Regions from separate parts of the Homo sapiens genome. Here region 1 is linked to region 2. A link is a contact called in ENCODE Hi-C or POLR2A ChIA-PET data. All regions are on one chromosome and are shown on one strand. The core of a region is the stretch at or near the end of the contact, and the rest is flanking DNA. Distances in the headings are between cores, read along the strand shown. Region 1 overlaps ABTB2 (ankyrin repeat and BTB domain containing 2). Region 2 overlaps ABTB2 (ankyrin repeat and BTB domain containing 2).

Region 1 (5,811 bases), core at 1,933-4,432, 40 kb after region 2:
AGCCGAGATTGCACCACTGCACTCCAGCCTGGGCGACACAGCCTGGGTGACAGAGTGAGACCCTGTCTCAAAAAAAAAAAAAAAAAAAAAAGGATAATCAAAAAGTCATCTAATACTTGGGCAAAACCCATCTCAAGACGTGACCATGATACTGTGAGGCCCAAAAATTCAAATGGGGAGAAAATGCTGGGAGACAGGAGAGATAAGGGGAAGTTTGAGAAGCAGGTTTTATTTATTTATTGAGACAGGGCCTTACTCTGTCATTCAGGCTGGAGTGCAGTGGCGCAATCTCAGCTCACTGCAACCTCCTCCTCCCAGGTTCAAGCAATTCTCCTGCCTCAGCCTCCGGAGTAGCTGGGAGTACAGGCACCCACCACCATGCTCGGCTAATTTTTGTATTTTTAGTAGAGACGGGGTTTCGCCATGTTGGCCAGGCTAGCCTCGAACTCCTGACCTCAAGTGATCCACCTGCCTTGACCTCCCAAAGTGCTGGGATTACAGGCATGAGCCACTGCACCTGGCCAGAGAAGCAGGTTTTAACCATGGCTAATAATAAATGGACATGGACTACCATGCATTGAGTAGGTCCTTTCTGCCAGGGATTGGATGAACGAGCATTTGAAACCCTAGAAAGACCCTCGCAGTGGAGTACTATTACTAACCCCATTTGCCAGCGAGGGACACTGAAGTTTAGATGGGCTGAGTCATTTGACTGAGGTCCACAGCTAGAAAATGGCAGAGGTGGGATTCAGACCCAGTGTGTCTGATACTGGAGTCCACACTGGCTCAGTCTGAAGGAGGAGAACACGAGGCTCTCCCCATGCAAACTCAGAGACAGCACTCTTCCTTCAGCACTCACCACCCCATCAGCACTGTGCTTTCCTTCTTTTTCTAAGGTCAGGAAATTAAAAGCAAATAACAATTATCCTCCACTTAACACTTCATTCTGGCTAAGTTATCAGAACAGCACTGGCAAAAGGTGGTCTTCTGGTGAAGTCAGGCCCGGGGCCCAGGAGCTCACTGTTAAACAGTAAAATAATAACACACACTTAACAACTGCTTAAGAAGCTGGCGGCCACAGAACCCAGGGGGAGATAAAAGGCTGGCAAAGGGTGATGTGCTCAGGGCCAGCAACCCCAATTTTCCTAAAAAAGAGTGGTGCAAAGTAAACCTCACTCCGAACACCGGGCTGGATTCACTTCCTCTTGGAATCCTTTGGGCCTGCTGGGGGTGCACCTGCTTGTGGAGTTGGTGTGGGGACTGCCTCTCTCCCATCCAGCTGGCTCCTCCAATTCTCAGAGGGGCTCCAGCAGGGTTAGAATTTAGAAGGATGGAGGAACTACTATAAAACTCGACAGCCCTGACCAGGCGCAGTGGCTCACGCCTGTAATCCCAGCACTTTGGGAGGCCAAGGCAGGTGGATCACTTGAGGTCAGGAGTTCGAGACCAGCCTGGCTAACATGGTGAAATCCCCCATCTCTACTAAAAATCCAAAAATTAGCCGGGCGTGGTGGCAGGTGCCTGTAGTCCCAGCTGCTCAGGAGGCTGAGGCAGGAGAATCACTTGAACCAGGGAGGCGGAGGTTGCAGTGAGCCGAGATCGCTGCCACTGCACTCCAGCCTGGGCAAGAGAGCGAGACGCCATCTCAAAAACAAACAAACAAAACTAGACAGCCCCACAAGTGTGGCAAATTTGGAATCCCCACTGGGAATGCTGGCTCAGTGGCACTTTGGTGATTCATCTATGGTAAATATCAGTTCTGACACAGACCCAGAGGATGACTATTAGGTGCCTGTAAGAAAACTAGCAGGGATGCTACATTGCTGTTTAATTTTTTTGAAGCAAAAACTTAATAAAATGCCATCTGCTCACTGCCATTTCTCCTCTTTGCAAAAGAGTATAAAATAAAGCCAGTGTAACCAAGCAGATCAATTTCAGGAAATTAAACCTAAAGGTGAACCCTGGAAAAACCAGTGCAATAGTCACAACATTGGGCAATGTGGGGCAGAAAACTAACATTCGAGCTACTGAGCTTTTTCCTGTGGAAAAATATCTCTGTGTTATTTAGAATACTTTTTAAGAGATTCTGGGTGGCCTCTCTCCAAAGTATTGATGTAACACATGAAGAACTTAGTGACCCAGGGAGCATGAGTCTTGGAACTACTGCCTCTTTGAAAAGAACAGTCCGCCACATGACCACGGTCCTTTGTCATACGCTGTCCTTGACCCGCAGTGGGTGAGCACACTAATTCCTGTAAGCCAATGACAACACAGAGCCACTTTTCTATTAAGGCAGCACATTCAAAACACACACACACACACACACACACACACACACACACAAAGTAAATGGAGAAATTAAGGATGGAGATGAAGCAGTCGTAGACTCAGTACCTTAAATATCAGCCTTCTTCTCAACAGCCACTAAAAGAGTGGTTCGCTTGATGCTAGGGTCATAAAAATGCTTTCTGCCCTACTATGCTTTCCAAACTTTTTATAATGAATATGGCTTACTGGCATAGGAACAATGACTGTTTTGAGCAATATGAGAGAGGGGATGAGATGTAATCAGAGGCAGAGGAGGGTGACAAAATGTTTCTTCTGAGCAAAGAACACCCATAATTTGAATTATGGTATAACATTTGTTATCTGAAATTAAATTTTTAGATAAAGGAAAAAGTGAATGTTAAAAATACCACTTTTTTTTTTTTTTTTTTTTTTTTAAAGTCAGGTTCTTGCTCTGTCTCTCAGGCTGGAGTGCAGTGGTGCAATCTCAGCTCACTGCAACCTTCACCTGCTGGGCTCATGCCATCCTCCCACTTCAGCCTCCCGAAGTGCTGGGATTACAGGTGTGGGCCACTGCACCCAGCCAAAACTATCGCTATTATCTTGTTACCTATAAAGAGCCTAGAATTTATTTCTGCATGGTATACTTTTAGATGATTCTTCTCCCATTATTCTTCATACTTTTTAACAAAACTAATATTACAATTATTATGAGCTCATGGAGGTTAAAAGAAAAAGGTACATGAAAGGAAAACCTGGTTGTTTTATAGAAATTTTACCAAAAAATGAGGGGGTACTGCTTTTGGAAGAAACTCAGGGAGAACCCATTCTAAATTGCTAACCAGTAGATGAGACATTGTCTGCATGCCTCATTCCAAGTATCTATCATCTGGCCCCTTCGCCTGGCCCCAGGTGGTGGTGACTCAGGCACTGCATCACCAGTGGGACTTTCTGTGGCATCTTGCTGATGCTCTGCCCTGCCGTGTACCTACTGCTCTGAGCCTGTGTGATCATTCTACAGCTACAGTGGCCGAATCACCACTGGTGGGATGCTGCCATTGCTGGGCAGGGGGTGAGGGAGGGAGAGGAGGCAAAGCCAGCGCAGGGAGTGACAGCTGAGCTGCATCCTTCCCCTGCTAGGGATCAGTGCTGCCAGGGACAGAAAGAGGGCAGTGGGTGTGACCTCTCAGTGCCAGCTCAGAGAGGAAGAAAGGGATCAAAAGGGCACAAACACAAGTCTCTCCTTGAGAGTTTAAGGAAAAGATGCAAACATCACAAGGCCCAGGGCAGATGGCCAAGATGTTTATTAACAGAACATGAGTATATTCATCAGAGAATATTCATCAGAGATTTACTGCACTGGAGTCCTGCTTATAAACATAACCTGCTTCAATCAGCTTCGGTTCCAATTCCAAAAGGGATTGATCATTAGACTCTTCAGACAATTAAAGGGCATGAGTCAGAGCAATGAGGTTCAAAACCCAGCTCTGCCACTTACTAGCTGTGTGACTCTGGACTAGTTACTTGAGCTCTCTGAGCCACAATTTGTTTCTCTGGATAATAGGCCTAATCATACTTCCTAATTCACAAGATTGAGCATTAAAACAGGTTTTGTAAATAAGCACTTAGCAAAAGGCTTGGCACACAGTAAAGCATATAGTAAATAAAAATATTTTTATTAATAGCCTGATTCCTAGGGCTGATGGCTTCAAGACAAAGAAGTCATCAGATACTATATAAAAGTTATTGTCACTATTAGGAAGGAGGGATAGACCCAAGGCCACTCGATTCTGTTATTTTCTTAAAGGCCACTAGGATCCACAGTGATTTAAAAAAAAATTGTGATTTACTCACCACAGATGGCTCATTTATTCTGCATTCATTCACTCATTTATTCAACAACTGTGTAATGATTACCTAATAATACACCAGAAGCAGCTATGCTCTGGGGATATGAAAGTGAATGGGGGTCCCTACCCTCATGAAGTTGGCAGTCTAGTGGAGGAGGGAAGACAGTATGCCAGCCAAATAAATATTGGATACAAAGGGCTGTGATGCAGTCAGCACAAGGAATCCAAACTAAGGATCTCTAAGCCAGACTACCTAGGCTTGGTGGTCAAGGAAGGCTTCCTGGAAGAAGGGACACCTCAGTTGATGATGAGCAGGTATCAGTCTGCTCTGAAAATCCTCTGTGCTCTGCCTATTCATCCCTCCCTGCCCAACCCCTGGCAACCACTGATCTTTTTACTGTCTCCATAGTTTTGCCTTTTTAAGAATGTCATATAGTTGGAATCATACTATACATGGCCCTTTCTGATTGGCTTCCTTTACTTAGAAATATACATTCAAGGCCGGGTGCAGTGGCTCACACCTGTAATCCCAGAACTTTGGGAGGCCGAGCCAGGCAGATCACTTGAGGTCAGGAGTTCAAGAGCAGCCTGGCCAACATGGTAAAACCCCATCTCTACTAAAAATACTAAAATTAGCCAGGCGTGGTGGCAGGTGCCTGTAATCCCAGCTACTCAGGAGGCTGAGGCAGGAGAATCACTTGAATCCGGGAGGCAGGAGGTTGTAGTGAGCTGAGATTGTGCTGTTGCACTCCAGCCTGAGCAACAAGAGCGAAATTCCATCTCAAAAAGAAAAAAAGAAAGAAAAGAAATATACATTTAAGTTTCCTCCATGTCTGCATGGCTTGATATTCCAGAAGCAGGGCTTGGACATCAGACCAAATTGAGGACTAGCTAAAACAGGTCCCGGGCAGAAGCAGCTTTCCATTAAGACACGCCCACCAGTGTGCCATGGTTGGTTTACCATTTCCATGGCAACACCTAGATGTTCCTGCCTCTTTCCGTGGCAATGACCTGATAACCTGGAAGTTACCAACCTCATCCTAGAAATTTCTGCACGAGCCACCCCTTAATTTGCATATAATTAAAAGTGGGTACAAATATTACTGTACTAGTAGTACGGAACTGCCTCTAAGCTGTTATTCTGGACACACTGCCTATGGGATACCCCTGACCCACAAGGAATAGTACCTTTGCTGCTGCTGTAAACTGCCACTTCAATAAAAGCTGTTTAACACCACTGGCTCACCCTTGAATTATTTCCTAGGCGAAGCCAACAACTCTCCTGGGATAAGTCCTAATTTTGAGGTTTGCCTGTCGTGCATCATCAGCTTATTTCTTTTTAGCTCTGATAATATTCCATTGTCTGGATGTACCACAGTTTATCTATCCATTCACATATTGAAGGACATCTTGGTTGCTTCCAAGTTTGGCAATTCTTAATAAACCTGCTATAAATAACTGTGCACAGGTTTTTGTGTAGATATAAGTTTTTTTTGTTTTGTTTTGTTTTCAGACAGAGTCTCACTCTGTCACCCAGGCTGGAGTGCAGTGGTGTGATCCTGGCTCACCACAATCTTCGCCTCCTGGGTTCAAGCGATTCTCCTGCCTCAGCCTCCCGAGTAGCTGGCCTTACAGGCACCTGCCACCATGACTGGCTAATTTTTGTGTTTTTAGT
Region 2 (5,215 bases), core at 1,940-4,439:
TGTATACTGTTTGTGTTGAGCAGGCTGCACTCAGCCTATAAACGGTCACCATGGCCAGGTTCTAGTATTTAGCTCTACATTCTCTCTCTTTAAGGCTTCCTGGTGAGGCTCAGAAGTACCAAAGAGATGGTAGAGAGTAGCATAGACTGCCATTTGCAATCAACGCAACCTACAAGGAAAGTCACAGATAATGCCTGTGTTATAGGGGGCGCATCACAGACGTCCAGTTGGCAGCTTTGGTCTGGAGCCTTGGTTGGGCCAAAGTGTAGAAAATTCATGTCCTAGAATGGGGTTTGGGCCTTCCGTATGAAGACAGAGGAGGCCATAACCTGGGTTTTGGCAGAGGGTTAAAAAAAAGATATAAGGCCAGGAGCAGTGGCTCACGCCTGTAATCCCAGCACTTTGGGAGGCCAAGGTGGGTGGATCACCTGGGGTCAGGAATTTGAGACCAGCCTGACCAACATGATGAAACCCAGTCTCTACTAAAAATACAAAACTACCCAGACGTGGTGGTGCGTGCCTGTAATTCCAGTTACTTGGGAGGCTGAGGCAGGAGAATCGCTTGAACCCAGGAGGCAGAGATTTCAGAGAGCCGAGATCACACCATTGCACTCCAGCCTGGGCAACAGAGTGAAACTCTGTCTCAAAAAAAAAAAAAAAAAAAAAAAAATATATATATATATATATATATATGTGTGTGTGTGTGTGTATATAGATAGATAGATAGATAGATAGATAGATAGATAGATAGATAGATAAAAGGCTCTCATGGGCCTAGGATGGCCAGGGACGCTTCTCTAGAAAAGCTCCTCAGCAAACAAGTCTACTGTGAGAGGCATTTAGGGAAGGAAATTAGGAGCACAGGCTTGGAGGCCGTATGGACCTGGGTTCAAATCTGGGCACGGTAAAGTGCTAGCTGAGTATCTGTGGGCAAGCTACTGTTCCCCTCTGACCCTCAGCTTCTTCATCTGTAAGATGGGCATGATTGCCTCTTCCCTGCACTTGTCATGAGGACTAAGATAATGCACATAAAGAGGAAGGGCTCACAGCACCTGCACCCAGGAAGGGCTCCATGTGGTGTCAATTACAGGAACAGAGGAAAGAACGGGCCCACTTCTGCCCCTCAGTCCCCAAGTATCCCAAAGAGTTAGATGTGTGGGCTCTCCTGCCCCAGTCCCAATGTGTGTCTCCTCTGTGTAGCAGACCAGCAGCTGCAGGAGACGTTTCCAGACAGCAGCCAAAGTCTACAATAGATCTGTTCCCATACTCAGGCTTGGCCTTTGCAGAGGACACCCTTAGAACAGCTCAAATGTGCTGCAGCCCCTGCTCTCTGACCCCCGCCCAGCCATCTGGGGAAGAAGCGAGCAGAGGGGAGCCGCTGGGGGCAGGTCATGGATGCCGGGGCCCTCCCTCCTCCCTGGTTCATACTTGAGCTGCCGAGGTTCACAGTCCAGACCAGGCAGCAGCAGCCGGGCTGCCTGCCGGATGTCGCCGCTGTCCACGGTGAGGCTGCGGCGGTGCTCTGCGTAGGTGATGGCCACGCGCATCCACTCCATGAGGGGCGGCAGCAGCATGAAGGGCCTGTGGGGCAGCAGAGAGAGGGTCAGGCCTGGGGTGGGGTCCCTGCAGGGCAGCAGAGAGAGGGTCAGGCCTGGGAGGGTGCTTCTTGTGGGGCAGCAGAGAGAGGGTCAGTCCTAGGGTGGGGGGCTCCCTGCTGGGCAGCAGAGGGTCAGGCCTAGAGAGAGTGCTCCCTGAAGGGCAGCAGGGGACCCCTTAAGCACACACATGCTCACAAGTGGCAACCAAGGCTGATCACCCCTTGCAAGGGACCTGCTCTTTCTGCTCACAGAGACCCCGACTACCTGCAATGCACAGAAGGAATTTCCATCATGGGCCATTAGCAGAACCTGAGGGCCCTCAGGTGGCCCAGGGAAGGAGCAGTTCCCCAGTGTGTGGAATTGGGGACCTTTCCCCCTCCAAAGAGTTCAGTCAGGGTCGCCAAGTGTTCTTCTATGCAGAGGGGAGAGGCTGCACAGCTAAGAGTCTCACAGACCCAGGTCCAAACCCAGGGCTGCCACCAGCAGGGTCAGGTCACCATCCCCTCCGACAAGCACACTCGAGTCTGGTTCTCCATCTGTAGCACACGTGTGATACCTCCTTATGGAGGCTGTCATGAGGCCAAATGGGATGATGCATATTAGGCTGTTGTACAACATTAATGACCACTCCTTCCTCATCTGGCACCTAGACTGAGGTGGGCTGACACCACTTCGTGTGCCAGGCCAGGTTGCCCCCAGTTTGGTGCTCAGAAAAGAGTAGTGGCCTCGGCCGGGCTCGGTGGCTCACGCCTGTAACCTCAGCACTTTGGGCGGCCAAGGTGGGTGGATCACGAGGTCAGGAGATCGAGATCATCCCGGCTAACACAGTCTCTGTTAAAAAATACAAAAAATAAGCCGGGCTTGGTGGCGGGCGCCTGTAGTCCCAGCTACTCTGGAGGCTGAGGCAGGAGAATGGCGTGAACCCGGGAGGCGGAGCTTGCAGTGAGCTGAGATCGCGCCACTGCCCTCCAGCCTGGGCGACAGGGCGAGACTCCGTCTCAAAAAAAAAAAAAAAAAAAAAAAAAAGAAAGAAAAAGAGTAGCGGCTTCAAGTCCCACAGGGAGGAATGGTCCTAGCGGGTCCGAGTATCACTAAGAGCCCACAAAAGCAGGGAAAGGCGGCGGCAGGCTTAGAGCTGCAAACTCCCGGGGCGCCGCTCATGAGGCCCGCTCTGTGCCACCAGGGGACGCCATGTGCACAGCCTGTGCTGGGCCCTGACTGCGGCTCAGGCCGCGCCCGCCCCTGCCCTCGGCGAGCGGCTCAGATTCAGCTGGGGGGCGGGGACGCGTTTCTGTCCTCTGCCAGCTCTGGCAAGGCTCCGTGTTGGAGCCCCCTCAGGAGACCACTTCGCCGTCCAACAGACCTCCCCGCCACCGAGGGGCCCGGATGGCAGCCTGTGGCTTCATGACTTCGTGGGACACCCACCTGCTCTGCCCAGAATGGACGGAGCTCTTTCCCTGCTCCATCACAGGAACAAGGCAGCCCTGGAGCCCTGTCCCTCACTCATGCTGTTCTCTCTGATGACAGCCCAAAAGTCAGCCTCCCGGCTCCTGCCTGTTCCCAGCCCTTCCCGATGCCACTCTTGTCCTTCCTTACAAATTAAGCCAGGGAGCGGGCAGGCAGCCAGGGGCAGGCGGCCAGGCCTCCAGCCACCCCAACTCCCTCGGGGCTCTTGGAGCGTCCCGCCTGTGCGGTCACTGTGGTCTCTCCCCTTGACATGCAGCTAAGTGCTCCCGCCAGGGAAAAGATGTCCATTCTCTCTCCTTGGCTAGGAAGTAAGCCACCTCCAGGGAGTCAGCCTGGGCTGCCCTCGGAACCCCTATCTCAGGTCTCCAAAAGCTCGGGTCATCTCCAGAGTTCTAAAAGTTTCTTCTCTCCTTGAGGGCAAAGAATGCTTTTATTTTAAAAAGTGGCAAACAAATATAAATGCTCCTTGACTTAGGATGGGGTTACATACCAATAAACCCATAGTAAGTTGAAAATATCCTAAGCGAAAACGCATTGAATACACCTCACCTACTGAATAGCCTACCTTAAACATGCTCAGAACACCTACATTAGCCTACAGTTAGGCAAGATTATATAAGCCAAAACCTGTTTTATAATAATGTTGAACATCAGTGTAACTTACTGAATACTGTATGAAAGTGAAACAGAATTGTTGTGTGGGTACTCGAAGTAGTTTCTACTAAATGCATATCGCTTTCACACCACTGTAAAGCTGAAAAATTGTAAGTTGCACCATCATAAGTTAGGGATTTTCTGTAATCAGAAGTGATCTTAAAGGTCTTTCCTTTGGGAAGGTATTCTGATGTTCTGGTTCTGTCATTTCCAATATTCCTGGGTTTGAACCACTTAACTGGTCCACTGAGCATACCAATCTGTATGAAGGGGAGGGCCACAGGCCAGTAAAGCCTCACTATCTCTGGCCCTCAAGGACTCCCAGAACCTCACCTCACCCTATCTCCTGCCGTGACTCACCCCTGTTACCAGGACACACCACCAGCACTCATGGACCTCAGGCCCACCCTGCCTGCTCCCATCTATGCATGAGAACGAACAGCTCTCACCCCTGCTTGTCTAGATCCTATTTATCCTTCAAGACTCCATTCCAATGCCACCTGCTTCAGAAGCCTTCCCAGATTCTCTCTCCCCACCCCCCCAAAAAAAAGGGGGGCTGGGTGCGGTGGCTCACGCCTGTAATCCCAGCACTTTGGTAGGCTGAGGCAGGTGGATCACAAGGTCAGGAGTTCGAGACCAGCCTGCCCAATATGGTGAAACCCCGTCTCTACTAAAAATACAAAAGTTAGCCGGGCGTGGTGGTACTCACCTGTAGTTCCGGCTACTCAGGAGGCTGAGGCATAAGTATCGCTTAAACCTGGGAGGCAGAGATCGCAATGAGCCGAGATCATGCCACTGCACTCCAGCCAGGGTGACAGAGTGAGACTCCGTCTCAAAAAAAAAAAAAAAAAAAAAAAGAGAAAGAAATATCTTCCTGCTCTGAGATCACTGAAAACTTTCCTTTACAGCAATAGCCATGAATGCATGTTGTCTTCCTAACCAGACTGTTCCTTCTAAGCACGGGAACAATGACTTCCTCATCTCTGTATTCTCTGAAATATGACCAGCCTGGGGCCTGACATGGCAGGTCCTCAATAAATGTTCACTGAAGCCAGGCCTGCTGGCACACGCCTGTAGTCCCAGCTACTTGGGAGGCTGAGGCAGGAAGACAGGTTGAGCCCAAGAGCTGGAGGCTACAGTAAGCTATGATCGCACCACTCCCCTGCAGCCTGGGAGACAAAGAGAGACCGTGTCTCAAGAAAACAAACAAACAAACAAAATTATTAGTAGAAAGTTTTGCTGAGTGACAAAAAGTATGGATGAACATCAGTAACTTACTATAGTGTACCCAGGTTTTCAGTTATGGACCAAGTCATGTTTCTGCCCAGAAAAGAATGGTGTATAATTTTCAAGAGCCTAGTGTTGACTCATTAGAGTAGGAAGCTGAGATTCTATGGGGGGATCTTGTGTAGTCTAGGAAGAAACAACAATCTATTCATGAATTATCCCTCTGTTTATAAGAGTTCCCTTAAACATAAATGCCCAATTCCCCCCAA

Evidence for each region. A loop is a pair of places that touch in the nucleus more often than their neighbours do. ChIA-PET counts read pairs that join two places held with the same protein, here RNA polymerase II (POLR2A). Pooled maps may share reads with other maps.
Region 1: a loop to region 2 is called in a map of MCF 10A, with 8 times the contacts of the local background. The contact joins two enhancer-like sites. A Hi-C loop is called at or near these places in 4 of 168 maps with a recorded cell type or tissue (HepG2, MCF 10A, endothelial cell of umbilical vein and 1 more), 3 of 37 single-sample maps with no recorded cell type and 7 of 50 pooled maps. POLR2A ChIA-PET finds 5 or more read pairs at or near these places in 12 of 52 experiments (A549, GM12878, HEK293T and 9 more).

What each region holds. Positions count from the first base shown.
Region 1 is chr11:34,211,834-34,217,644 of GRCh38, forward strand. All of the region lies in intron 1 of ABTB2 (ankyrin repeat and BTB domain containing 2), which reads right to left. Among named protein-coding and RNA genes, the nearest start is that of NAT10, 110 kb to the left of the region's middle. Within about 2 kb of position 3,183, at least 7 of the 41 ENCODE cell types and tissues checked have a DNase peak (open chromatin) inside an H3K27ac peak, as active enhancers do.
Region 2 is chr11:34,171,727-34,176,941 of GRCh38, forward strand. ABTB2 (ankyrin repeat and BTB domain containing 2) reads right to left here. Exons shown (of 17, transcript NM_145804.3): 4 at 1,429-1,581. Among named protein-coding and RNA genes, the nearest start is that of NAT10, 69 kb to the left of the region's middle. RefSeq lists enhancers at 1,857-2,779, 2,780-3,700. Within about 2 kb of position 3,190, at least 7 of the 41 ENCODE cell types and tissues checked have a DNase peak (open chromatin) inside an H3K27ac peak, as active enhancers do.